Regions from separate parts of the Homo sapiens genome. Here all the other regions are linked to region 6. Evidence: chromatin loops called from intact Hi-C (ENCODE). Cell type or tissue: endothelial cell of umbilical vein. All regions are shown on one strand. Region 1 overlaps SASH1 (SAM and SH3 domain containing 1). Region 2 overlaps STXBP5 (syntaxin binding protein 5). Region 3 has its middle 360 kb from the start of SAMD5. Region 4 overlaps STXBP5-AS1 (STXBP5 antisense RNA 1). Region 5 has its middle 250 kb from the start of SASH1. Region 6 has its middle 2.3 kb from the start of SAMD5. Region 7 has its middle 200 kb from the start of SASH1.

Region 1 (4,000 bases), 1.0 Mb after region 6:
TATTGCAGTCATAATTTCCACATAAATTCTTTGTCACTTATTTCATATGTATCAGAAATAACTTGGGCTCCAACATTGCAGTAGATGCTGTGGTTTAAAGCAGGGACGTGCAAAAGCCATACAATGATGAGGCATCTGGGTGCCATACCATGTCTGTGAAGCCCTGAGTCACGGGAAAGGAACTAGAATAAAATCACTGCTTTTGCAAGAAGGAGGAAATGTACATGGCATTATAAGCTGGAAAGAGAAGGTTAATGTTAAAAATTAGCCTTGAGAGGTGGTCATAACATTGCTTACCCAGTTAGGTGATTTGGTGAATATATTTGTGTAGAAAGGTTTTTCTCTTTCTATAGAATAGATATAGGTCCAGTTAAGCTGACGATAAGAGAAATCAGATTGCCCATTGATATTTAATACAGAATTAGGATAATGTCTATTAGAAAACAAGTCGGTAGTAGCAGCAGCAGCAGCAGCATCGGTGAATAAGAACAGCTCTGAGACCTCCTGATGTCAGTTGTCACGAAATGCTTTCCTTATCTCCTGGCCCTCTCCAGACCCCAATGGCCGTCTCTCACTTTGTGGCCCATTCCTGGTATGCTCTGATTTTATAGTTGAACTCCCAGATTAGATTGTAAGGCCCAGAACAAAGCTCCAGCCCTGTATTTGCATATTTGTAATGTTAACTAAGCCTCAACTTCAGTATAACAGCTGTCAGGATGACTACCACATTCTCAGTACAGCCTTAATGAAAAGTAGTGGAAGAAACCAGCATTCATAGAGTGTCTGCCTTGTGCCAGGCAGTGCGCTAGAAGGCTTCAAATATGATATAAGTATTATTTTAATAATGAAGAATCTAAAGCTCAGAGAGTGTAAGTACTTTACCTGAGATCACACAGCAAGTAAGTGGCAGAACCAGGATTTGCATCTAGATTTCTGTGATTTCAAAAATGTAGGCATTTTCCTTCTAGGATGTTTCTACTTTATCAATTCAGTTAATTATATATATATATATATATATATATTTTTTTTAATGAATAAGCAATGCTTATAGTATATTAGGTTGGTGCAAAAGTAATCGCAGTTTTTACCATTGAAAATAATGGCAAAACTGCGATTACTTTTGCACCAACCTAATACATTGTACTTTTCTGTTCATTTCTTCCATTTAATAGCTGTTCATTAGACTTCTCTGAGAAGCTGGTAATACAAAATATTGAAGCCCGAATCTACAATTAAACTTTTATTACTGATTTTTAAAAAAGATAATTAGCTGTAACATTAATGTGTGTTGTGGGGCACAGGGCGGTCACTCAGTGGCTTTTACTAGAAAAACAACAGTGAATTTGAATCAAGTTCTGCAAATACAGAAATCACTAAGATATAAGCAGTTCCGTGAAGTTTGCAACCACCTAAAAGGATAATAAAGTTTTCATTCTTTATAACATCAGCATTGTTCCTACTGAAATTAAAAAGTGTGGTCAAACACAGTCACTGAATCAACCGTTTTCTTTCTGGGCAAATGTGGCATCTTCATTCACTGAGAGAAAAGGGTCACCATGAATTAACTTGGGCAGTTCGATGGGAAAGTTACCAGCGTTTTTGGCTAGGATGGGGAAGCGGTGAGTGAGTAATTCTCTTGGCCTGATTGGACAACTGTAAACATAACCTTCTCCCCCCCTCTTCTCAGCGATTTAAAGCTAAACAAAATGAAAGTCTGTTTGAAAAGCTTGCTGTTGGTGTCAGAGCCGTGGGATTTCAAACCTGGGTTTTCAGGATGCCTGAGTACATGGATCCTCTAACACATATCCCTTCATTATCTCTACTGAATGTAGCTGATGTTAGGGGAAGTTCTGTGCTGGAGACAGGGAATCTCACAGCACTGGACTCATGGAGGGTTTTTCTTTTGTTTTTTAGGCTTTTTAAAAAAAATGGTTGGTTTTTGCATGTTAAGGGGATTCTAGACCTCTGGGGTAGGCAGAGTTCCAGTGGCCTGTGAAAGGGAAAAATGAGTGAAGTTTCCTTACGACATGACTCATGTGTTTTTTTCTCATCATTTCTCGTTTTCTACTTTCATCCTGTCCACGTATTTGTGATTCAGAGATGTCCTGCAAACGGGGACTGCTGGGTTGGTGCACTGCCGGCTGGCTTAAGCATAACTGAAGTTTTTCTGCCCTACCCTCTTTTCCACAGAGAACCTGCAGTTTTGGAGGATTTGACTTGACGAATCGCTCTCTGCACGTTGGCAGTAATAATTCTGACCCAATGGTGAGTAACATCAGAGGAAAGCAAAAAATATGGATTCAGGCGATGAGGTTGACAATAGTTCACCATTGAGTATCTTTGAGAATTGATACTGGGTACCGTTTTCCTTGGTAATCCTGAGTCACGTTTGGAAAAAAGCTCTATTTCACTTGCCTTACAGACTCCACTGTTCCACGTGGAATGAATGATGACCACTCTCACTGCCATCTCCTTCCTTGAGTAGCACAGTTCCTTTAATGCCTTTGCTTCCAGTTTTCTTCAAGTAACAAATCCAGATAAGTCTGGCCTCTGTGGTCTGAGTCATTTTGCACACGGCCTTTTCTTCTTGCTAGTTGCAAGCATGTAACTACTACACACACATAGTGCCATGAAGTGGAGCCCTGTGATTTGGTCCCCAAGAGTATGTGCTGGCATTTTGGAACACCAGTCTTATTATGGGCCCAGTACCTGGCCCCACATGGCCTATACTAAGCCTAGGATTTTGTGGTCTGGGGTGTCCTGGAATGAACCCAGTCTCTGTGGGACCAAAGCAGACCAGATCCCTCAGGGGTCTGGTGTCAGGCCCAGGTGTCTGCCCTCTCAGACCTGCTTTGGGGTCATAGTCTAGGGACAGGCCACCACAGTGGCACACAAGTTTTGTTTCCTGAAATTTGCTTTCTCAGACCCCAAGGGTGAAGGTGAGTCTTTTTTTTTTTTTTTTTTTTTTTTTTTTTTAAGATGGAGTCTCGCTCTGTAGCCCAGACTGGAGTGTAGTGGCACAATCTTGCCTCACTGCAACTTCTGCCTCCCAGATCCCAGTTAAGCAATTCTCCTGCCTCAGCCTCCCGACTGGCTAGGATTACAGGTGCACGCCACCATGCCCAGAGAATTTGTGTATTTTTAGTAGAGATGGGGTTTCTCCATGTTGGCCAGGCTGGTCTTGAACTCCTGACCTTGTGATCCGCCCATCTTGGCCTCCCAGAGTGCTGGGATTACAGGTGTGAGCCACGCGCCCGGCCTTTGGTGAGTCTTACATGTAGTTTAGCTTGTCCTTTGCATTGTGTCATAAAACTGTAAAATGAAGATTTCATGTTTCATATTTGTTATGATCATGGGTCAGCTAAAATACCCACCTGGGATATATATGAAATGTTTTGAAAATTTCCTGGAAGAGAATTAAACTATTTTATTTGGCTATCGAATTATATTGATTCTTAAGCCAATAGTTTTCTGCTGTCAATCTTTTTTAGAAATGAGAGAAAATATGATTTTTTTCTTTCTCAGGGAGAAGTTTGTTTTTTAAAAAAATGCAGACTAGAATGAGAGATGACCACAATCTAGCTCTTTAAGAGAGAGAAATTTACACACTGAGTGCTATGGTGATGGAAATCCAATCAGATGTTGCTCTTCTAACGACTGAGCTTTCACCATTTGTTCTAATCTCTTTCTCCAGGCAATTCGGTAGTATTATCCCTCTATTCTCCCCCATTGCTGGGATTACATGAACATTGGTTCATGTAAATCACTTTTTTTTTTTTTTTTTCCCTCTGAGAGGGAGTCTCACTCTGTCGCCCAGGCTGGAGTGCAGTGACGCGATCTCAGCTCACTGCAAGCTCCACCTCCCGGATTCACACCATTCTCCTGCCTCAGCTTCCTGAGTAGCTGGGACTACAGACGCCCACCACCACGCCCAGCTAATTTTTTGTATTTTTAGTAGAGACGGGGTTTCACCGTGTTAGTCAGGATGGTCTCGATCTCC
Region 2 (4,000 bases), 120 kb before region 6:
CATTCTTAGACTTTTTAATCTGTATTTACTTTGGGGGGAAAAAAGCACTCCTATATCTTAAATGTCCTTCTTTTTTCTTTTCCCTTTTAGGGTATTTGTTCTCTTGGATTGAAATTTATGCCCACAGATTTTTCTTTTCATTTGAAAATGAATGTGAAGATACTGTTTACAGCTTTTGTTAATTGCACTTTTCATCACTCTGATCAATTTCTTGTAAAGTGCTATGGGAATTATTTTTCCTGTGAATATTAATGATTTTACTACTGCCTCCGAAGTTTTAAAAAAGGTTCTGTAGACAGAAAACAGTTGTTGCAACCAAAAACAACCAAAAAAAGAAAAAAAGGGAAAACTGGCTTACCTTTCTCAGATGAATTAAATGATTTTAATAACTTCCCAATTACCAGGGTTATAACATTGCTTTCTTCAGTTATTAATACAGTCAAATTAATTTTAACAATATAGGCACAATTCATTTACAAATTCAGTACAGTAGTCCAGGGCTACATGTAAGTGGTCTCTTTATTTTATTCTTTACATCAGAAAAATCATGAATGTCAGTTTTGCCAGTATTTTACAATGAGGCTTATCGTTTAAAATTTTATAGTGTATGACATGTAAATAAACCAGTATTTATTGTAGGTTGTTTGATTCAGGCATTTCAAATGGATATAGGTTAATGGCAATGGAATCCTATTTATTTGGTAGTTGGTTTTGTTTGTTTTTGTTTATTTACTTTTGCTATTTGTTTTGTATTGTCTAAACTTTGCTTCAACTGAAGACAGTGTAAGGAGTTGAAAATACAATCAACATAGCAATGGAAAGCAATGCAAAGAGGGTAAATCTTGTTTTAATTTTTTTAACTTTTTTTTTTTGTAAATAAATAGTACTGTGATACTTTAGGTGTGACCTCTATTCCACATGATAGTTAGAACCAGAAAAACACTTTTGCTTTCTAGTTATACTATTGGTTCATTGTAAATGCATTACCAAAAGACAATATGAAAAAGAGCAAGATTAAGTTTTTCTAACATTGTCCACTTCAGGGGCAAGCATGCTTGGTATAGAGCTCTAGCTTGTGTATACCTTAAACTGTAACTTGCAGGTGTTTTTCAGTTGCTGCACTTTTTATTTAATCTTGCTCAGTCCCAGTAACTATCTCAAAGGTAATTGCTGGAATATGCATTTTGAAATACGGTTTAAAAAAAATCTGTGTATTGTTTCATCTAAAAAGAAAAGCACTATTGGAAACACTAAAAACGTGTTAAACTTTGTAGTTATTTTGCATTCCTGTACTTTACAAACTGTCATCACAGCAAAAAGTTTAAAATTAGGTAATGAAATATTTTTGTAAATAAATACCGTTAAGCTGGTATTTTAAAAAATGTATTATAAATTAATTAATGTTTCTGGAAAATGTTCATATATATGTATATGAATGTCTCTTTATGCTGAAGGGCTCTGATTGGGCAAAATAAAATACTCTAATCTCTCCTGAAACTAAACAAGCCCTTTTTCCTGGAAAATTTGTTCTAATTTTTTTCTGAATTATGGAATTAATCTATTAATAACCTAAGAAAATAATTGATTAAAAAAATAGATTCCCACATTTACTGAAAGTGAAGCTAATCATATAACTCAGGTAATACCAACTATATTTTTCTTGACTATCTGGAGTTTTTGGTGAAAAACACCTACCCCTGTGTTGGGTGGATTGAGAGTAAAGGAGACAGGGTGAGAGTTAAGGAATAGGAATGAAATCTGAGTGCATGCTTCTTGGCCTTTAGTGTGTACGCGAATCACCTGAGGATCATATTAAAATACAGATTCTGATTCATTGCATTTGAGGTGTGGCCTGATTTTGCATCTCTAACAAGCTTCAAGCTAATATAGATGCTGCTGGTCTTGGAACATACTTTGAGTAGCAAGGATATGGATAGTTTCCACAGAGTGTCAGTGTCCAACTACTTGTACGAAAAATGAGTATCACATTAATGAATCTTGAAAAATGTAAAGAAGACCAAACAGTACTTACCACTGTTTCTGTTGTGTTTTAGAATAAAAGACGTAGTAGTTCTCTTATTACATTGAAGGATTATTTGATTTTGAAATATATATATTTTTTATTGTGACACATGCTTATCCCACATGGTGGCAGTCTCGTCTCACTGTGTGAGCCTTTAGCAAGAAGCGTTGCAGTACAATTTTACATGGGAAAAAAACATAGACTTTCCAAAGGATAATTTTCATGATACTTTTTTATCCAGAAAGTTACTAAACACTCTTAGATATGGAACAGATAATATGTTCCTAAGGTATTATAAAGTTATGTAAATCATTTGGTAGAGTGATCTGGTTTATTATCAAAAAATTTTTCAGTGTCTTTCTAGGAAATAGAGGCATAAAGTGATAAAATTTTAAAAACTGAAGATTGTCTTCATGTCTCCGGTCATGCCTTTTTAAAGAACATTATATTGGGTATGTGCTGTGTAAATAGTACAGTGCTATCCACTGCTTTAGATAAAAATTTAAGTTGTCATTGTAACCCTTCATAGGAATTTACAGGAAGATTCTGATTTTCTAGGAGTTTACAGGAAGATTCTGATTTTCTTCCATTAGTTTAAAAATTGTATGTTTGCCCCATTTTTATGCTTTTTTCAGTTTTTGTACAAAAGTGTTTTGTCCTAGGTACCTTAAGGAAAGCTTTCAAAATGCTTTTTTTAGACTAAAACATCTTTTAAATAAGAAAATACTTACCTGTCATTTTATTTTTTTCAAATTCAGTCTGTCTTTTTAATATCAATAATGTATATTCTGTTAACTTTAAACTTATGGAAATATTCTAACATTTAGTTTTAGTCATTTTATATGATTTTATACTGTTTTAAAAAACAAAACCCCATAGCTTCTTTTTTTAATAACTTTTCAAAAACAGCATGAAAGTAAGATACATATTTAACAAGGTTCCAACAAAATAGAATATTCTGTTAGTAGCAAAGGAAGGGAGTCTGAGGACTTCATTTAAAGTTATTAAGGAGAGAGAGAGAGAGTGTGTGTGTGTGTGTGTGTGTGTGTGTGTGTGTGTGTGTGTGTCCCACCAAACAAGAGACCTCCTTGTTCATCTCTCCCGGGCTGAGTTCGACTCTGAACCTTTCTTTCCACTTCTCTCTGCTGCTTCCATTTCATTTCTGTTCCTGCCCCCCATGCCTCTCACCCCAATTCTCTTTACTCTTTAGTATGTTTTATTTTAGCTAACTACTTTTCTTTGCCCATTTAGCAGGGAAATAATGCAATCCCTCTGTTTCCCAGGGCCCCTCCTAAATACTGAGTAGATTTGTAAATAATGTTTGTAAATACAATAACGCCATCCCTACTCTTTGTTACCTCCAGACACTCAAAATATCAGCAGATAAAGCAAAACACATTAGTACATGGAAGAAATACTGTGCTGAGGCTGAGAATTGTAACTCCCAAGAGCACTGCAGGAGTATGTTTGGATAGAACACACTGCTGCTTCACTAGGGTGTTTATCCAGCTTGCTTTTTTATTTTTTGAGACACAGTCTCACTCTCACACAGGCAGAAGTGCAGTGGTACAATCATGGCTCACTGCAGCCTTGAACTCCTGGGTTCAAGCAATCCTCCTGCCTCAACCTGCCAAGTAGTTTGGACTACAAATGTGCCTCACCACTTCCAGTTAAGTTTTTTATCTTCATTTTTTTGTAGTGACAGGTTCTCACTATCTTGTCCAGTCTGGTCTTGAACCCCTGGGCTCAAGCGATCCTCCTCCCTTGACTTCCCAGAGTGCTGGAATCACAGGCATGGGCCACCACACCCAGCCAGGTGTTTTAGCTTTCAAGATCAAAGATGCCCAGAAATTACAGCATTGCATGAGTACAAAAGTTAGAAGACCACACATTTCAGAAAGTGAAAACCTCCATGTTCCTTTAATAACAATGTGACTGCAGATACCATTAGTCTAAGCAGTGGTTCTCCAACTTGAA
Region 3 (4,000 bases), 360 kb after region 6:
AATAAGATTATCATTGGTTGATGGATTTATGGGCAGTTTTAATTATCCTCTGTATACTTTTCCTTATATTCCAAATTTTTACAATGAGCTATGGTTACTCAGAAAACAAATGTTATGAAAAAATACTTAGCTCTCTCTTTTACCCACTCAATTTCACTACCCTCTTCCTGCAACCTGGTAAAATAGTCAGTAAACCCACTGTATATAACTAGAGGTATTTTATACTTCTGCATGGTGTAGATTCTGGCTAAAATCGTTTTAAAAGAATACCAAATACATCGTAGACACAAAAAAAGAAAGAGAGAAGGGCACAGTAGCATTCTATCCATGTGATTCTGTTGGGCTTATTTCCTTTAAAAGCATATGACTTGAAATTTTGTTAATATATATTGTTCATACAGAGCTGTTAAAGAAGAAATTGAGTTATTTTCCAGTGTGAGAAAGTCTGTATGAGAAGGAAATTTACATGGACAAAATGCTAAATAGCAACAATTTTATGAATGCTAAGATCCAAGCTAGGAAAAGGAAAATTTTCCGAATATTAATCTCTCTATCCAGATAAGAGTGAACTATAATTTACAAACACACTGCTGTTGGCCTGATGACGGTAAAAACACTTTGCCAAATATTTCTTCCCTGTATATATGATATGTCTGGCCCGTGCTACTGTTATATATCTAATTCACTCTTATTTACTTTCTCACAATTCTGGGACAATTAACCATACTGTAGCATACTTGGTCAAAAAGGTTTTTTTTTTTTTTTTTTTTTTACTTAACACTGATAATGTTTTTATACTCTAAAATATGCCACCTGTGAATATATGGAGAGAGAAAGATATCTTCGGACTTGGTGAAAAATCAGAAAATTTCCTGTGAAACCTTGGTGGAAAGATTTTTTTTCTTAAGCTTTAGAAATAATATGTAAAATGCCTTTTAAAGAAGTTCGTGATAAGGGCAGTTCATTTGTGATGGGATGGAATGATTTCTATTTTTGAAAAGAAAAAAAATTAAGTCTTCCCCTGGCTGACCCTGCGTCTCCCCTCTCCCAACCACTTTATATCATGCGATGCAATCAGCCGAGGCCAAGGGGTCTCCTTTCTATTGCCTATTGATTTATTTTAATAGTGTCATAGAGATTACAGCTGTAGTGTGCACATTAAGTGGCTAAGGCCAAAGGAGGATTGGTCCTTCTAGTTGGCTTTTAAGTTTAGGTTTAAATGACCTCAGTATTGTACTTCCATCAGATTCACTAAGATTCAGCCCCAGGAGGTCAATGTCCCAAATAGTCAGCTTAAAAAATTGGTGGCTGAATATTCTGTGTCTTCCTTATTGCTAAAACAAACAAACAAACAAAACAATTCTATTCCCTCTGGGGTGTTCTCATCCTGAAAACAGAAGCCTAGAATAAGAATGTTTTAAAAAAGATTCTCCACTATTACCAATGTGTTTAATATTAAAAATTTACTTATCCTTATTGCATAATTCTTTATGTTGCAAGAGGGTTGGAGGGAATGTGAATTATATACTTTTTACAAGATGTTGACTGAAGCTAGAAATATCATTAGAAAACTTATTTTGGAACAGATTGATTTCCCTTTACAACTATTCAAAGCTGAAAGAATATGGAGCAGATGAAGGTAAATGTGCAGGGAAAATTCCTTTTACCAAAGCATGCTTGTGAGTTCTTTTAGATGGCTTCTTGGGTTATATAAATTTAGTTTGAGGTCATTATATGGATAATTTGTTACTAAGTAAAGTAGTTTGTCAGGTTACGAGACATTAATCTTCCAATAGGTCTTTAATTAGGACAGATGCACTAAATAATTCATAGCAAGACTTGGCCTGGAAACATTTATAATACTCAATTATACCATTTTACAGGCAATGGCAAATTGTTTTTGTGTAGTCTGGAAATTGTGGGACTTAATTAATTACCTTCAATGTTTTAGACATCTGCTCTGCCCTCTTTTAAATGCATTAAATTGGCAACTCATGAAATGTTAAAAATAGAGTTCAAATTCCCCAGATGGCAAAGGGTGAAGATCAACTATGACAGAAAAGAAAAAGCCACTCTGTGGTGTACTGGAAATATGAAACCAAATTACATATCCAGTAACATTTGGCTTAGAAGGCTCTCAAGTCTGTGACAGTTATTTTTAAAAGAATGAGAAATTTTCATGGTTTTAAAAAGCATTTAACTTGCCATTAAATACACTTCCTCCCTGGTTTCCTGAGATAGGCTGCAGTAAACAAACTGGGAAACCAGGCAGTGTGCAGATATAAAACACATATCAATCTCTGTCATGTAAACACCTCTGAGTGAAATTTATTTCTGCACAAATAACTTTGCCCCTATAAGTTGTACCAAAGACATGACCAAAAATAAGTACTCTAGAAGTATTTGCAGAGGCATTTTCATATCATAGATCATAAATGATGGAAAGGGGAATTAAGAGCTTATTCCATTTGTAATTAGATCACAGAAAACAGATGGTGATGGCTTTGCACTGGGTAGCAGGATGTGACCATTTAAGTAAACAAAAGGAAAACGGATGTTCGTTTCATTTTTCATCCTAGAAATTCCTCTGAGAAAGATTTTTCTGAGAAAGAAATTTCTCTGATTAAGAATAATATGTGAATCAGTTACAAAGGATCTAAACACATTCTGAAAGCTCTAAATGAGGCACGAGTGTGCAGATGAAGGGGTCCCCTCTGATTGTGATAGTCAGCTGATGCTGTGGCCCTTGGAGTCCAGATATCTGCAGCTTTCTGAAGGGCATTTCTCTCAAGGTTGTACAGTTTCTCCAGAGGGCTTGGGAGATGTTTTCTTCAAATGGGCATAGATTTCAGGTCCTGCCTCCAAAGCAGTTATGCTGGGTCAACATGTGGGCTCACGTGGAGGCAGAAGTGTTTCCTACTTGAGTAGCTCCTGAATGGAATGGGGGAAAATGGAATTGACTACCAACATGCTCAGTGAGTGGACAGGGCTTTGTGGCCAAGTCCCTTAGAGAATACACATGAATGCTATCTAGCAGAAATCCAGTGCAAGCCACATATGGGATTTAAAGTTTTCTTGGAGTCACAATTTAAAAAGTAAAAAACAAACAGGTGCAATTAACTTCAATAACATGTATTTTATCATCTCCACTTGTAATCAATATAATTATTATTATTATTATTACTTTGATACAGGGTCTCGCTCTTTTTCCCAAGCTGGAGTGTAGTGGTGCAATAAGGTTCATTGCAGCCTTGACTTCCCAGGCTCAAGGGATCTTCCCACTTCAGACTCCTGAGTAGTTGGGACCACAGGTGCTCACCACTACAACCAGCTAACTTTTTCTTTGTTGTTTGTTTGTTTTAGAGACTTAGAGACGGGGTCTCCTTGTATTGCACAAGCTGGTCTTGAACTCCTGGGCTCAAGTGATCCTCCCACCTCAGCCTCCCAAGTGTTGGGATTATAGATGTGAGCCACCACGCCCGGCCAATATAAGAATTATTAATGGGATTTTTTACATTCTTTTTTAAAATACTAAGTCAGCAAAATCTCATGTATATTTCACATGCATAGCACATCTCAAGGCTAATGAGCCACCTTTCAAGGGCTCCATAGCTCACTGTGGCTAGTGACTACCATACCGGACAGTGCAGCTCTAGGTAATGAATGGGATAGCAAGGTAACACATACAAACCTCCAGGGTATGCATCTAGCACGGTGCTGGGAAGAAACTAAATAGGTGCTCATTATAAAGGCCGGAAGAATCCTTCCCACCTGTCAAGCATGAGCTTAGTATTCTCAGAGGCCTTCCCTTATTTTCTTCCATCCCCATTCCCTGCCTCCAAGACAGAAGGTTGCTCTTTTCTATGCCACAGAAGCACTCTATTTTCCCTACATCCCCTTTGGTGTGTGTGTGTGTGTGAGTGTGTGTGTGTGTGTGTGTGTGTGTGTGTGTGTATATATATATGTATATATTGCTATTAATACAGCATCATAATTATGT
Region 4 (4,000 bases), 650 kb before region 6:
TCATTCATCCATTCATACAGTCACTCACTCATTCATTCATCAGAATTCATTACTGAGTTCCTCCTTTTGTAAGGTCACACCCTACAAGCTGGGGGAGACAGAGATGAAGTCAGTGGTTCTGTCTCGGCTTATGATTATAGTCACCTGAGAATCTTCAAAAAAGAAAAAAAAAAAGATGCATTGCCCTGGCCCCATCTCCAGAGATTCCAAATGAATGAGTCTGGGGCAGCTCCTGAGCATCAGTGATTTTTAAAAGATTCCTGGGTGATCTGAAAGTGCAGCTAAGACTGAGGACCATGAGGAGATGAGGGCACGAATAACATGGATTAAAATGAAAAGGCAAGGCTATCCTGAACACTTCAGAGGGACTGCTCTCAGGAAAGCCTCCCAGCAGGCCTGCACCCTTGGCCTGCACAGGACTGACAGCCCTTCTATCTCTGCTCAGCCCCATTGACCACAAATTTAGCCACTGCTCAGGCGAGAGATGTGGCACATCTGACTCAAACTGAGCAAAGAGAAGACGGTAGCATGACTAACTTTCTCTCAGCTGAACAATAATGGTACCACCTTTCTCGAGGGAGTGTGCATTTTGAGAAACTGTGCGGCTGCCGCCCACCCAAGCTCAGGAGTCCCAACGCTTGGGCAGAGAAGATTTTGAGGCAGGTCTAAATGTCTCTAAAATTTGTATGGCTATAAAAAAGGAGGAGTTCATGTCCTTTGCAGGGACACGGATGAAGCTGGAAACCATCATTCTCAGCAAAATATCACAAGAACAGAAAACCGAACACCGCATGTTCTCACTCGTAAGTGGGAGTTGAACAATGAGAACACATGGACACAGGGAAGGGAACATCGCACACCGGGGCCTGTTGGGGAGTGGGGGACTGGGGGAGGGATAGCGTTAGGAGAAACACCTAATGTAAATGATGAGTTGATGGGTGCAGCAAACCAACATGGCACATGCATATCTATGTAACAAACCTTCACGTTCTGCACATGTACCCTAACACTTAAAGTACAATAAAAAATAAATAAAATAAAATAAAATCTGTATGGCTAGGTGAGGGTAATAGCTTACACTTCAAGGGAGGCCGATGTAATTCTGGAGATGTGACAGGCGGTTGCTGAGATGTTTAAAGGAGTAAGCAGAAAAGAAGGAAATTGAGGACATCCCGGCCTTCTCCGGGTCTTTCTGCTTCTGTGACAGGATGTAGAGTTAAAATCATGAGAGGACTGCAAGCCCTGCCCCTTCACATTCCTCCAAGCACTGAGAAATCCTATCTGGTCCCCTTCTCTGCTTTGTCAGGCTGAGGCCTGGCCTCTCTGTCCTGCAGGTGCACGGGTGTAAGAAAAGGACTGGAGCCCGTGTGAATAAACTGCTGAGAATCAGCCCTTCCTCCCATGGAAATCATATATTGGCTGGGGCTCCAGGGTATGCTTTGTGCTCCAGCGGTAAGATTTATTTCTTTTCCTTCTCTGTAGAAAATTCCCCTCTCATGGTGGCACAGGGAGAAAATAATGTCCTAAAAGTGGAGACAGACTGGGGCAAGCAGATGGCTGCGAAGGCGCCATTTCTCTGTGTGTCCAGCAGGGGGCGCCGATGACAAGCGCGCGGGCTGCGAGGCCGCACAGACTCTTACGCAACGATGAGGGCGCAGGCTCGCGGGCCAAGGATGCTGACGCAGGCCTGAGTCCGGAAAAGACCCGCACATCTGGGGCCCAAGTGGCCCATTTCCCCAGAGGCGAGCAAGGACTCTCAGGAATCGTCATCCTTCCCATGAAATCCTGGAAACTGCTTAGTTGAGTTTCTGGTTGACTTGCGCTGCGTGCAGCTGGCAGCTGCCGGTGAACCCAGTGACACTGGTTCAGTGCTCATGTTTGTTTTCCAAAAGGGGCTGCCCTGATTTTTGTTTTTTTAAGACTAAATAATAATAGTCATCATAGGCACCCTTTTCTGAACAGCCCCTCTATGCCTTCCCGGTGCTAGGGGTTTGATGCTGATTGTGTATGTTCCCCTGCTGTGTGTGTTTCATCCTCTCATCCTGCAGCAAGGAGCCCCACCAGTGCCTCCCATCAGACCTCCCTGCTGTGTTCAATGCAACTTGCTTTTAAAAGGGAGCCAGGGAGAAAGGGACGGAAGGAGGGAAGAGGAGAGGACACCAATCCCTTCCCAGATTCATTCTACCTGTCAAAGCGAGAGAAAGCTTGTGTTTGGAGAATGAACAGGAAACGATGTTATTTGATTGTCTTAAATCAGTTTCATCTTGCTGTTATTTTACTGTTTAAGGCTTCTGTTTGTTCTGTTTCGTTTTGTTTTCAATTTCCCTCAAATGCGTCAGTGATCTCTAGAATATTTCTGTATTCTAGAGAAGATTTGTGCTTAACAGGGAGAGAAAAGGTACAATGGGATTATTTCTGGTAAATAAGGCTGCTTTTTTAATCCCTTTGCTTTCTTAATTTTGTTAAAAGAAAAATTATGAAGTTATTTTTAAAAGAATTATAAGAATTCAAAACCAGGCTTCCTTCACTGAAGACATGTTAACTTAAAAATCTGGAAAATATAGATCTAGAAGAAAAAGCATAAACTGCACTTACAATCTCTTAGCCAAGCAATAATTGTTATTTAATTTAGTATATCAAGTAAGGATCTTTTTCTAATATTCTATATGCTATACTAGAAAGTGTTATAGTATTATACATAGATTAACAATCTATTGTTTTCTTTACTTAAAATATTTTGATAATTTTAAATATTTGCGCAGTGTTTATCATGTGTCATATAAATGTAACAAAATACATTCAGTTAATTTAATAAGGATGGATATTAAAGCTATTTTCACTATTTTTTTCTGTTTTTCTATTGTAAACATCACTAGGTCAATAACTTTTACATACATTTCTATTTCCTTGGGAAAAATCTCTAAAAGAAAAATTGAAGATCAGTGGATATTTAAAGCTACTCAGCATGTATTTGCAAATGGTCTTCTAGAAGCACCGAGCCAATTTGCGTTTTCACCAATGGTTAGGAGCCAATACCAGTAGAGTTCCTTTTCATGTGCTTTGACAATTTTATAGGTTGCAAATAGTATTTTATTGTTGTTCTAATTTGCATTCTTGTGTGTTTTTCTCTTGAATTTTTCAGACTCCTTTAAGGATCTTTCCAAAGGTCTTCAATTTTGATATAAGCAACAAAGAATAAGAGTGAGTAACAGCTAAAGAAACCAGGGAACTGTAGCGGTAGAGTGTAGCAGTGAAAATATTTAAGACTTGATGAAACAATGTCCCTTGCATAGACCGATGCTTTTATAGGCACTCCGGACCTGCAGTGGACTGTTTCTGTTCTCCCAAAATCCATACGTTGAAATCTAATCTTCAATGTGATGGTATCAGGAGGTAAGGCTGGGAGGTAATCAGGTCACAAGAGTGGAGCCCCCATGAATGGGATTAGTGCCCTTCTAAAAGAGGCCCCCAAGTGCTCCCTTGCCAGCTACTGGCTGAGGACACAGTGAGAAGACAGCTGTCTATGAGCCATGAAGTGAGCCCTCACCTGACATCAATTCTGCCAGCACCTTCATTTTAAACTTTCCAGCCTCCAGATCCGTGAGAAATAACTTTCTGTGTTTATAAGCCACCCAATGTATGTTTTGTTTTGTTTTTACAGCGGCCTGAATAGATTTACAGCCAAGAAAATTAGAGAGGGGATCCAGGTTGGAATTAGTCTTCAATCTGATTACTCAATTATGATGACTAAAAGCCCTACTGAGCACCAGAATTCTGGTGATTTTTTTTTCCCAAGGTAGCCTAACATAAGGCAAAATTGTAGCATGAAGGAAGGGGATGACTTCTGAGAAGGCTTTCTTCACCTTGTACAGAAACCCAGGAAGTGGGTTGTGGACACAGGTTTGCACATGTCACCTTGTGGTGTGCATATGTGCGTGCTCTTGGGAATGTCATCCCTCCTTATTTTACCTGCATGTGAAAGCAGCAGGAACCTGTGCTA
Region 5 (4,000 bases), 580 kb after region 6:
TCTGGACTCTTAATTGTATTCTATTGATTTATATGCCTATCCTTATGTCAGTATCACAGAGTCTTAATTACTGTAGTTTTATAATAAGTTTTAAAGTTTGGAAGTGTGAGTGCTTCATCTTTGTTCTTTTTCAAGATTATTTTGGCTATTTGGGTTCCTTGCATTTCTATACAAATCTTAGGATCAGGTTATTATTTTATGCAAAAAAAGGCAGTCAGTATTTTTATAAGGATTGCATTGAATCTGTAGAGGAATTTAGAGCATATTGCCATCTTTGTAATGTCAAGTGTTCCAGAGGAGTAATGTCAGCAAAATGGAGGAATATAGGAGCTTTCTACCCTCATCTCCCTACAGTGCACCAATTTAGACAGCCACCCATGAAAAAGATTAACTTTGTGGGAGTCTGAGAGTCCAGAGAAGCTTCAGCATGTTCTTGGACCAAAAATCTAAGAAGTGATGCACTGAAGAAGGTAAGAAGAACAGTTTCATTTTACCCACATTACTCCTCCCCCAATTTGGCATAGGTCAGTGACAAGAGAGACCCACGTGGTCCACAAGTTTCTCCCATGAAGGGAAGTAAAAAGCATAGTGAATGAGCTCCCGGCCTTCCCAGCTGTGCAGGATGCACTCAAGAGGCCTATCTCTTTCTTGCCCCACCCAGAATACTGAAAAAAAATCAGCATAACTGAGTAGCTGGGGGAGCCTGGGAGCAGGGAAGAGAGGAAGGGATTCACAGCAACTAACCAGGAAACTCAACAAAGGGCCATGTAACCTACTAACCGTCTTCTCAGATTCCATCAGGTAGTCCACTTAAAAGCCATTTGGGATGCCTCAACAGCACACCCACTCCAAATGTCCCCATGAGGACTTCCAATGTTTGTCATGGCTCACCTTCACACACACTCTGTGACTGGATCCCTGTGCATTTCCCTCTCATCCCCTCCAGTCTTCCTCCCAATGCACAGTGAGTGTGAGCCTTTGCAGATGGCTTGGGAGCCTGCACAATCAGCCAGCTTGCCTCTGCAAGACTGGGAGAAGGCACATAAACTTGAGCATTTTTTTCCCTAGGGCATCACCCTGAGGAAAAAAGCAGAGGCACTGAGCATCCACTGTGACTCAGTGAGACTGTGAGAAGGCATACAATCTTAAGATACGAAAGAGAAGATGAGAGTGGGTTGGATGCATCCATAGCAAAGGTCTGAGACTATGTACAGTGGTTCATGCCTGTAATCTCGGTATTTTGGAAAGCCAAGGCAGGAGGATCACTTGAGCCCAAGAGTTTGAGACCAGCCTGAGCAACCTACTGAGACCCTGTATCTACAAAAAAATGTTTTTTTTAATTAACTGGGTGTGGTGGTGTGTGTCTATAGTTCCAGCTACTCCAGAGGCTGAGGCATGAGGATTGCTTGAGCCCAGGAGGTCAAGGCTGCAGTGAGCCATGATTACACCACTGCACTCCAGCCTGGGCAACAGTGCAAGGCCTTTTCACAAGAAAGAGAGAGACAGAGAGAGGAAGAAAGAGAGAGAAACGAAGAAAGAGAGAGACACAGAAAGGAAGGAAGAAAGCGAAAAGGAAGGAAGGGAGGGAGGGATCCAGAGAATACCTAGCTGGGCTGACTGGCCAAGTTATTTCTCTCCCTAAGCCAGTCAGTAAGAATTAGAGGAAGTGACTGCTTATTTAAATGCAAAGACAGCAGTACAAAACTTCAAGGAACATGAAAAACTAAGGAAACATGATATCATCAATGGAACACAATAAATTTCCCATAACTAACCCCAAAGAAAGGAAGATTTATGAATTGCTTGACAGTAGTATTCAAAAATCATTGTTTAAAGAAGGCTCAGTGAGCTATAAGAGAAGCACAGACAACTAAAAAAAAAAATCAGAAAAAGTACATAAGCAAAATGAGAAGCTTTGTTTTGTTTTGTTTTTTCGGAGATAGAGTCTCACTCTGTAACCCAGGCTGGAATGCAGTAGCATGATCTCAGCTCACTGCAACCTCCTCCTCCCAGGTTCAAGCGATTCTCCTGCCTCAGCCTCCCAAGTAGCTGGGATTACAGGTGCCCACCACCACGCTTGGCTAATTTTTGTATTTTTAGTAGAGACAGGGTTTCACCATGTTGGTCAGACTGGTCGCAAACTCCTGACCTCAAGTGATCCACCCGCCTTGGCCTCCCAAAGTGCTGGGATTACAGGCATGAGCCACCACACCCAGCCAAGAAGTTTAACAAAGAAACAGAAATAATTAACTAAACAAACTCTTGGACACAATGAATGAAATAAAAAATGCAATAGAGAGGCAACAACAGACTTGATCAAACAAAAGACAGAATTTGTGGACTCAAAGACAGGTCACTTGAAATTATGCAGTCAAAGGAGAAAAGAAGAAAAAAGAATTGAACAAAGAAAGCTTATGGGATTTACAAGTCACCACCAAACAAAAGAATATATGCATTATAGGAGTCTCCAAATGAGAATAAAGAGAGGAAGGAAAATAAGTTTATTTAAAGAAATCATAGCTAAAATTTTTCCAAGTGCAGTGAAATATGGACATCCAGATACATGAGGCCCAAAGGTTCCCAAACAGGTTCAAGCCAAAAAAAACTTCACCAAGACATATTATAATCAAATGTCAAAAAGCAAAGATGATGGATTTTGAAAGTAGTATGAAAAGAGACCTATCACATGCAAGGAGACCTTCATTAGACTGTCAGAAGATTTCTTAGCAGAAACCCCAGCAGACCAGGAAAGAGTGGGATGATATAGTCAAAGTGCTAAAAGAAAAAAAAATGCCAACCAGAAATACTTTATCTAGCAAAGCTGTCCTTCAGAAATGAAGGAAAAATAAACATTTTTCCAGACAAACAAAAGCTGAAGGAGTTCATCACCACTAGACTTGACTTACAAAAAATGATAAAGGGAGTTCTTCAAGCTGAAATGAGAAGACACTAATTAATAACATCATTGGTCAAGGTAAGTAAGAGTAAGTAAGTACAGTCAAATTCAGAATACTCTAATACTGTAATGATGATGTATAAATCACTTTTAGCTCTAGTATAACAGTTAAAATACAAAAGTATTAAAAATAACTATAGCTACAATAATTTGTTAATGGATACACAATATAAAAAGAAGTAAAGTCTGACATTAAAAACATAAAATGAGAAAGTAAAAGTGGAGAGTTGTTGTATGCAATTGAAGTTAAGTTGTTATAAGCTTAAAATACACTTTATAACTATAATATGTTATATGCAAGCCCCATGGTAACCACGAAACAAAAACCTATAGTAGACCACAAAATATAAAGATAATCAAAACATACAGTATTTTTTTAAAAAATCATCAAATCACAAAGGAAAATAGCAAGAGAAGAAGAAAGGAATATAAGTAAGAACTACAAAACAGTCAGAAAAGGATTACTAAAATGTCAGTAGTAAGTCTTTTCATATCAATAATTACTTTAAGTGTAAATGAGCTAAATTCTCCATTTGAAAGACAAAGAATGGCTAAATGGATTTTTTTTTTTAATCTGCTACCTAGAAGAGACTCACTCTAACTTCAAGTTACACCTAGGTTTATGTGAAGGAATAGGAAAAGATACTCCATGCAAATGGAAACCAAAAGAGAACAGGGTAACTATACTAATATCAGACAAAAAAGAGCTTAAGTCAAAAATTGAAACAAGAAACCAAGAAGGTCGATATATAATAATAAAGGGATAATTTCATCAAGAGGATATAATAAGTTTATATACATCTAACATCAGAGCATCTAAATATAAAAGCAGTTTTAATGTATCTGAAGGGAGAAATAGAAAGCAATACAATAATAGTAGAGGACTTCAATACCCCACTTTCAACAATGGGAAGATCATGCAGTCAAAAAAATTAATAAGGAAACATTGGACTTCAACTATACTTTAGACCAAATGGACTGAACATACATATACAGAACATTTCATCTAACAGCATCAGAGTACACATGCATGTCAAGCACACA
Region 6 (4,000 bases):
TAAAAAGAAACTTTCTCCATAACCTATTTTCCCATTGATTTTCATTAGGCAAGACATCCCCTCTGCAAAAGTAAGTGTGGCCCCAAACATATTAAATAATAATCAGCATGATCAATATTTTGAAAATTTTTATATAACTCTAACAAAGCAATGATAAAAGTAACACAAAATTAGAGGTAGTTGACCATGTTTTCTGAGTAAATTGTGTGTTCTAACGCTGTGACTAGGAGCAGAGTAGCCACTTGCATTTTCAAAGTACATTTTTGTCTGGATTTCAAATACAGTTTAATTTTGAATTTTGGCTAATATGATCACAGAATTTGGAAAATATTACAGATAGAAGAAAACACTGCTTTGTATCTTTGTAATCTTTACAATTCATGAACTAACATATTTGAAAAAGCTGTCAATTTATTCTCTACATATTTAAAATGCTGAAGTCCCTCCCATTCCAATTAATGAAGGAAAACCCTTCTTTTTTTGCTTCAGTGCCTGGCACTGAAGTGCCTACTTAATAAACATTTGATGAGTAAATGAATGATTTTGACAGTAGCCAAGAGCTTGCAGCAAAAATGAGGTAATGCAGTACATTGCAAAGAGCAATGTGAGGAAGCGGATCTGGGTTCTTGTCCCAGTTCTGTCATGAACCAGCTGTGTAACTTTAGGTAAGGAACTTGACCTCTCTGGGCCTTGGCTTCCTCCATGCAAATCTGGATGCTGGGTATGACCTCCAATGACCTCTAGTTCTAAAAGGCTACAGTTCTAAATCTTAAAATTAGCCATTCTTGCCAGTGTCACTTTGAACTTTAGCCATTAGTCTCCACAGAGATAGACACATTTTAGCGTAGTAGCCTCTAGAATGAAATCTATTAAAAGGTTCAATATGCTAATGCAAGCAGTGGAAAGATACAAGCCTCAATGGTTCACCCAAAGAGGACTCGAGTAAGTGTAGAAGTGTACAAGAGAAATAGAAGGGAAACCTGGGAAAAAAAAGTCTCTATAGCTCAGACTAGTGAAGTCTCCAGAAAGCAGGTTTCCTGAGAGGTCAAAAGTGAGTAGGTTTTATTTATGACTGATTAACAAGTGATGAATTTATAAAGGGCTTCCCTTCCAAAGAGAGCACCAGAATGCTTTATTTCCTAATTGGAGAGTGCTTTGCACATAAATAAAGGAGGATCGCTGCTGCCTGTCAGGGAAGCACTTTGATAGGGCAAGCATGTTCTCGTCTGTGTCCTGATTGACTGTGTGACCTTGGGCAAGTCATTCGTCTTCCCCCAACCAGTATCCCTAATCGTAAAACGGAAATAAAAATACTCACTGCCTTCGCTGAGGATTTATAAGACAAGATGAATATGTTTAAGCCCCCAGAGGGGAAAAGGCCACATATAAGAAGGCAAAGAACTACAGACTCGTGCTGTTGGACTTTTCATACAACTTGGGAAAGAAAACAACACAACAAAACTCTTGAGCTATAGGCCGGGCGCGGTGGCTCATGCCTGTTATCCCAGCACTTTGGGAGGCAGAGGCGGGCGGATCACCTGAGGTCAGGAGTTCCAGACCAGCCTGGATAACATGACGAAATCCCGTTTCTACTAAAAATACAAAAATTAGCTGGGCGTGGTGGCAGGCGCCTGTAGTCCCAGTTACTCAGGAGGCTGAGGCAGGAGAATTGCTTGAACCCAGGAGGCGAAGGTGGTAGTGAGCCGAGATCATGCCACTGCACTCCAGCCTGGGCGACAAAGTGAGACTCTGTTAAAAAGAAAAAAAAAAAAAAAAAAGAAAAGAAAAGAAAAGAAAAAAAGAAAGAAAGAAAGAAAGAAAAAAAGACAAAAAAACTCCTGAGCTTTAAGTTTTCCAGTCCCAAAACAAACAAACAAAAAACCCCCAAACAAACAAAAATCCTCACCCCATACAACCTGCCCATTTTTTCCCCCTACATGTTGCACAGCACAGCACAGGCTGGGGACTGTGATTCGAAGGTGAGTAGCTGGACGGCTGAAGGCTGATGTTAAATTTATCCCCCCAGAATTCGAACCCCTTGCTCCATCCGTAACAGTGAGATCGTTGGCAAATTAGTTTTGATGTCTCAATCTCTTCTTCTGTAAGATATGGGATAATATTACTATTTACCATATGTGTACAGATCTGTGAATAGATGCCTGGCATACAGTAATTTCCCAATAAATATTTGCTGATAATTTCTGTTTCTTAGCAGCATCATTCAAACTGCTGAAATATTTTCTTTAAAAAAAAATCAAAGGTCCTTCTGAGATAGTATTGGGATATAAAGATAAACGTGACAAAAACATTTGTGCTTCAAAGGGGAACCAGTATAAAGCCATAAAGCCCACTTTCTTCTGCTGAATAGAATGAGTTTGGGGACAGGGACAACGCCTTAAAATGGGTCAACGCGCGGACGCGAGGGGGCACTGTGAGTCCGCTTTGGCGAGGGAGAGGCGGCGGCCCGCGCGGGGCGGGGAGGGCTGCGCCCTTCCAGCATCCCAGCGCCCAGGAGCTTCGCCACCTACCAGGGTCCGAGACCTTAACTCGGTTCCGGAAAGGGCGTCCCGGGTGACCCAAGTTTGGGGCCACAAGCAGCTCCACCGGCTCTCCGCGTTGGTCTCTCCCCTCCCCCTAAGCAGACAGTCCTTTCTGCCAGCTGTCCTTAATTTGAGATTCGTGAGTCCCGGGGTTTGGGAAACCAGAACCCCCCTGCGACTGTAGGGAACGTTTTGGGTGCGCCTATGTCGGGTATTTTCCTGGGCAAAAGGACAGAAGCTGTCATCTGATTCTTTAAGGGGTTCGTGTCCCAAGAGGGGGTTAAGCTCTCTTGGTTTAGGATAAGAGGGCCCACCTAACCACCCACCCAAATGCCAAACACACAGCAGGTCGAGAAACGACTCTGAAATCACTCCTTGTCCACTTCCCAAGGTCGGGCGAGAGACTGGCACGCCCCACGGGCAATCTTCAGAAAAAAAGGTCAGATCTGGTCCTTAAACAGCTCAGGTGCGAAGCTGAATCGCCCTTCTGCGGAAAGAGAGGAGACAGTACCTGCCCCCGCCGTCCCTCACTTCCCTTAGTCCCAAGAAGAGGTCAGACACCGGGAAATGGGGCCCAGGCGCTTGGTCTGTTCCACCTGCCACTCGAGTCCCCAGTCCCAAGAGGCTGCTCAGACATTGGCATGATGGGGAAACTCGATTGATTTTGTTACCTCCTAGAGGGAAAATGCCGTGGGCGGAGATGTCTGAGCGTCCCTTCCAACACGAGCTGGGTGGTGCTCTATTGATTTTCACGCGATCCCCGGGCGGGAGCGAGAGGATAGGCTCGGATTCCCGGGCTCCAGGACCGAACGCCTGGCAGTGTCCCCGGGGGCAAAGCCACCCCGGGAGCCCGTGCAGTATACTAGGTGGGGGGCCCGGAGAGAAAGCATAGCGCCGACGAGGGGGAGGGGCCGGGCAGAAAGGAGGGTGGGGTACCGGGTGGGACACACTGACCTAGGAGAAAGTACAACCCACCCCAAACTTTCGCAGACCCGGGAGCTTAGGAAGGGAGAGCCAGGAAGACAGCAGCCTCTCCTGCCGCCCAACGTGCCCAGCTGCAGCGAGGAGGGGCGGCGCGCAAGCCGGCTGGACCCGGGCGGTCCCCACGTTGCGCCCACCCTCCGGGCCAAAACGCCGCCGCTCGGGTCACTGAGTGGCCGCCCACGGAAGAAGTCAGATCGCCGGGCTCTGGGCTGCGTACGGGATCCGAGGAAGGGGGATTCAAACGCGGATCCGGAAGGAAGGGACACTGAACCCCGCAGCGTCCCCAGCGCCGTGGGGCGGCGGGACGTGTCCTTGGGCTGCCAGCGGGCGCGGAAGCTGGAGTCCGGCAGGGTCGGGAAGAAGTGAGCACAGACTTCCACGGGTAGAAGAGTCAGATTAAACAGAAATGTGAAAAGCAACCCAGGGCAGCCAACGGAGCCCAGCAGCGTAGAAGCCACCGGCTTCCCGCCGGGAGG
Region 7 (4,000 bases), 640 kb after region 6:
GAGTTTTCTCACAAGTCCCATGACCTTAATAGCCCATTTGTGTCTAAGAGAGAAGTGTTAAAATTCTGATCAGATGCTCTTTGTGCACAAATGAACTTCATGTCTTACCAGTGGACCTAGACATTGCTTTGGAAGACCCCAAGTATTAATCCCCCCCATCCCCTTGCTGATCCATTGCCCCTGAGTAAAACACTCTAACCTCCCCTGAATAGAGGTTATCAACTCAGATTAGTAGTTGTCAGACAATGTTCTGAGATGCAAATGGGGCACAGAGGTGGGAAGGACATACCTTCTCCCAACTCCTGTGTTTGCATGACCTGTCTCCTTCCCATTTCCACAGCCTCTGTGATTCCTCCTCTCCAGCAAGTAAACCTGCTTCCCCTGGGAGCTGAAGGGACTGGCTGGGGAAGGAGGATGGAGGGTTCAACTGCACCAATTCAGCGAGTTCCATTTCAACTCCGGGCACCTGTGGCTTCCAATTCCTAGGACATGCTGGAGTTCTTTGGTGCAAAACACATAATTTCTTGTTGACACTCCACTACCAGCCTTGAGTTTTGGGTTTCTTCTCTCTGCTCTGTCTGTTACTCCCTGCGTTCAGCTGTCCATGTTTCAGAATTTAATCACCTTGTCTGCTCTCTCATTCTCTCTTATCCCTTGTGTACTTCCATTATTTTTGTTATCTTTATTACCTTTTTAGAGAAATTTGGACAGAAGCAAAGATAAGCACAGGGGTTAACCTAGCATGGCTTAATTAAAAGTTTCTCCCTCTCTTGGATTTATACTACTTATTTTCCACACTCAAATATCCTTGAGTTTTCTTTCATGTCACAGTTATGTTCTGAGTGATGTAAGATATTCCATGGGAAAAGGGGGGTTCTATGGTCAAGGAACAGGGTACACTATTCCCTCACCTCTTGCTTCTAGTTTCCTTTGTGACATCTGAAATATTATGTTCTTTATTCCGATTTAATTTTTGGTTGTTGATTATGTATCCCCAGCTATCATGTAAGCCCCCTGAAGTTACAACACAATGCTTGCTTGTGTTTTCTATTATGCTTGCAGACCACCCTTTAGATAGATATCTGTCACTCCTGCTTAGAATGTGAGCCCGTTGGACAGGGACAGTTCCTTATCCATCTCTATCCTCTGTATCCCCAGCACCTGTCAGAGTAGCTGTAATATCACAGGGATCACTGAGTGTGCTGATAAGTGAGTGGGTGCGTGCTTTCTCCTACATTTCATAATCCCTTTCTCACTGTGTGTCTGGGGAGAGTCCCTGAAAGCACAGTAGATGCCGTGGCATCTTTCAGCTGAAGGATTTACGTGCTCCTAAATGCGAAATCATCTAATACTGAGCGTTCTTCCCATACAGTAGGACAGAGGCCGGGTAGTGATTTGGGGAAATGGTATGAATTCTGCCTTTTTCTCCTCACCCATGCACATGCCAGCCCTTAAAGAGTATCTGCGTGGTCACTCCAGCCAGACCCCCTGCAGCCCCCCAGTCAGAAGCCAGATGGTCTTTCTACTTCTCTGAAAGAGAGGAGTGTTTCTGGTAGTCCTAAGGTAAACCTCAGAATTCATTTTCCTGGACAAATAATTTTATAAATGGTTGGCCAACTTTAGTAGAAATGGTACTGTTAGTAAAATATTTCCAATTCAATCTGGGTTAAATTGATTTTAGGGGTTACCCTTGGAAACGAATTATCATATTTTAAATTTTTTTCTGTGGGAAAATGTATTTTGAGTTCCAAATGACTAAGTTATATATACACTTTAGGAACACTGCTCACTCGTATGTTAGGGACTGATTATATTGTATTTGTAGTCCATCTGGGGCTATGAGAACAAAAAGAAAATCAAATCATCAACTGGATAATATCACCACTGAGAGCAACAAATCTAAAGTAACAAAATAGTCCATAATATGGAATATCACATCAGAATAAAAATGAATGTATTTTACACAGTTTGTGATATTTGTGGGCTGGCTTGGTGTCTGCAAGAAAGAATGTCTCATAAAATTGTACTGAGTGGGTCTAATGTGAGATTATGTTTGATTCTGTGCTAGGGCCTGAGATAGTATAACTTAGTTATGAGTCCAGAAAAAAGTGATGATGGGCACTTTGCCATTTACCACCTATATAGAGGCCTGAATCATTACACAGTGTATTTTTTAAAATCTTTTGAAGCCTTGTGAATGGACTAAAATTGACTTGGTGGTGGAAGATGGAGCTCAGAGGTTAGGGTCCTCTCTCAATTTTGTTTTGTTGCTTTTTTATTTTGATCACATTAATATGGTCATATTAATAGTCAACTCAATGTTTCAAAGCAAAATGGAGATGGAATTCTGGACATTCGGAGTTCTGGTGGAACAAACACTTCACACCAGGGGGCGCAATGGAGCCACGGCCTTTTATACACACAAGCACATTGATGATGTCTAAGAGCAGCGACTGGGAGGAATAGAAGAAAAGGAAAAACGAAATAGGAGAGTGTTTCATAAGAATAAAGTCTACAGAGAGACTAATTTCTCCTAAAATTAAAATCATGCTACCACAGGCTTTATGTCCAATTATATGTCATTTGAGTGGCCTGAATACTTTTTACTTCATGATTTATAGATCCAAAAATAGGTACAGAATGAACGTATGTTTATTTTGCTAAAGACTTTAAGAATTCCGTTACCGTTATTGTAAAATAATTCAAAATCATGAAACAGATTCATTATAACACCAGCTCATTTAGTTATTATTTAGAGACTATATATGTATAATACTTTAAAAGGTATAGTTGACATAAAAATTCGATGTATTTATTAGGTACAACATGATTTTTCAATGTAAGTAAACTTTGTGAAGCAGTTGAAGCAAGCTAATCAGGGAACATATATTAACTCAATACTTTATTTGGGCCAGACACTGTGCTAGCTGCAACCTTTAAATTAATTATTGGGGCTACAGTGCTTAATAAAACCAGTTCATAATCTGTTGCTGCTGGAGTACAAAAAGTTGAATGACCTTACAAATTCAGTATTTCTATATTTGTCACTATTTTTTTTATTGCATATGTTGTTTCCTGGGTAGTCCTAATATGTTATATGAGTTATTTTATGCTTATATTGTGACTGCATTTTTAATTGAAGAAACATTTGCCATCTTTCACTTTTTAAACTAAAGCCAAAATACAGGTATGCTTAGCAGTTTATTGTTTTCAAATTTTCAAATCAGGTAAATTTGATTAATTTCATTTAATAAATGAAAAAGAGATTGGGTACGGTGGTTCACACCTGTAATCCCAACACTTTGGTAGGCTGAGGCAGGAGGATTGCTTGAGGCCAGGAGTTCGAGACCAGCCTGGGCAACATAGAGAGATGCTGTATCTCCAAAAAATAAAACAATTAGCCTGGTGGCGCACTACTGTAGTCCCCGCCACTCAGGAGGCTGAAGTAGGAGGAATTGCTTGAGCCCAGGAGTTCGAGGCTGCAGTGAGCTATGATAGTGCCACTGAACTCCCATCAGAGTGAGAGAGCAAGACTGTCTCTTAAAAAAAAAAAATGAAGAGAGTAAAACATTATGCCAAGTTACTAACCAGATACTTGCTAAAAGGTAAATGATAGATTTAAAAATATAAAAAGTCTTTGACTCTTAGTATCCCATGGAAGCACAAAAATTCACAGTGGTTTGTAGATGGTGATAATAATTTTTTTTTCTTGGCATCTCTAAGAATATATTACCTACCATAAAGATTGTATACTGTCAGGAAATAAAACATTTTAAAATAATATTCAAAAAAACCTAGTCTCATGAGAGGCAAAAGTTTTCAAGTATTAACTACAAAAAGTTCAGTTGGAAATTTCCCCGTCTTCCGAGAGGTGTCATGAGCTGAGTCAGCTCCTAGCTGTGACCTTCATGTGACCTCATACATCACCTTCACCTCTCTCAGAAAATCTATGTCTTCATTCTTAAAGATAAGGACAATAACCTGCTTTGCATTGAGGAAG

What was found. A loop is a pair of places that touch in the nucleus more often than their neighbours do. Peaks named below come from ENCODE experiments on the same cell type or tissue, not always from the same donor. Only the 100,000 strongest peaks of a DNase experiment are listed, where the experiment ranks them.
Region 1: it touches region 6 in a loop (4-fold over the local background); 3 of 110 quality-filtered maps call a loop at or near these places.
Region 2: it touches region 6 in a loop (7-fold over the local background); 10 of 110 quality-filtered maps call a loop at or near these places.
Region 3: it touches region 6 in a loop (6-fold over the local background); 2 of 110 quality-filtered maps call a loop at or near these places.
Region 4: it touches region 6 in a loop (16-fold over the local background); 4 of 110 quality-filtered maps call a loop at or near these places.
Region 5: a loop joins it to region 6, with 9 times the contacts of the local background. A loop is called at or near these places in 2 of 110 quality-filtered maps.
Region 7: it touches region 6 in a loop (6-fold over the local background); 12 of 110 quality-filtered maps call a loop at or near these places.

What each region holds. Positions count from the first base shown.
Region 1 is chr6:148,523,101-148,527,100 of GRCh38, forward strand. It overlaps SASH1 (SAM and SH3 domain containing 1), which reads left to right. Exons shown (of 20, transcript NM_015278.5): 11 at 2,191-2,265. Among named protein-coding and RNA genes, the nearest start is that of SASH1, 180 kb to the left of the region's middle. In endothelial cell of umbilical vein, no CTCF peak of the experiment used is centred here; a DNase peak (open chromatin) is centred at 2,031; H3K27ac peaks cover 1,483 bases.
Region 2 is chr6:147,388,972-147,392,971 of GRCh38, forward strand. STXBP5 (syntaxin binding protein 5) reads left to right here. Exons shown (of 28, transcript NM_001127715.4): 28 at 1-1,502. LOC124901421 (a long non-coding RNA gene) reads right to left here. Exons shown (of 3, transcript XR_007059802.1): 3 at 1-4,000. Among named protein-coding and RNA genes, the nearest start is that of SAMD5, 120 kb to the right of the region's middle. In endothelial cell of umbilical vein, a CTCF peak has its summit at 2,147; a DNase peak (open chromatin) is centred at 2,140.
Region 3 is chr6:147,866,530-147,870,529 of GRCh38, forward strand. It overlaps a transcript of SAMD5 not described here. Among named protein-coding and RNA genes, the nearest start is that of SAMD5, 360 kb to the left of the region's middle. In endothelial cell of umbilical vein, no CTCF peak of the experiment used is centred here; a DNase peak (open chromatin) is centred at 2,372; H3K27ac peaks cover 2,935 bases.
Region 4 is chr6:146,856,038-146,860,037 of GRCh38, forward strand. All of the region lies in intron 8 of STXBP5-AS1 (STXBP5 antisense RNA 1), which reads right to left. Among named protein-coding and RNA genes, the nearest start is that of ADGB, 260 kb to the left of the region's middle. RefSeq lists an enhancer at 1,735-1,894. In endothelial cell of umbilical vein, a CTCF peak has its summit at 1,580 (motif pointing right); a DNase peak (open chromatin) is centred at 1,694; H3K4me3 peaks cover 203 bases.
Region 5 is chr6:148,088,787-148,092,786 of GRCh38, forward strand. No RefSeq gene overlaps it. Among named protein-coding and RNA genes, the nearest start is that of SASH1, 250 kb to the right of the region's middle. In endothelial cell of umbilical vein, no CTCF peak of the experiment used is centred here; a DNase peak (open chromatin) is centred at 1,765; H3K27ac peaks cover 996 bases.
Region 6 is chr6:147,504,369-147,508,368 of GRCh38, forward strand. No RefSeq gene overlaps it. Among named protein-coding and RNA genes, the nearest start is that of SAMD5, 2.3 kb to the right of the region's middle. RefSeq lists a silencer at 2,474-2,523. In endothelial cell of umbilical vein, a CTCF peak has its summit at 2,423 (motif pointing right); a DNase peak (open chromatin) is centred at 2,523; H3K4me3 peaks cover 1,585 bases; H3K27ac peaks cover 1,279 bases.
Region 7 is chr6:148,142,721-148,146,720 of GRCh38, forward strand. No RefSeq gene overlaps it. Among named protein-coding and RNA genes, the nearest start is that of SASH1, 200 kb to the right of the region's middle. RefSeq lists an enhancer at 3,711-4,000. In endothelial cell of umbilical vein, a CTCF peak has its summit at 2,399 (motif pointing right); a DNase peak (open chromatin) is centred at 2,421; H3K27ac peaks cover 1,655 bases.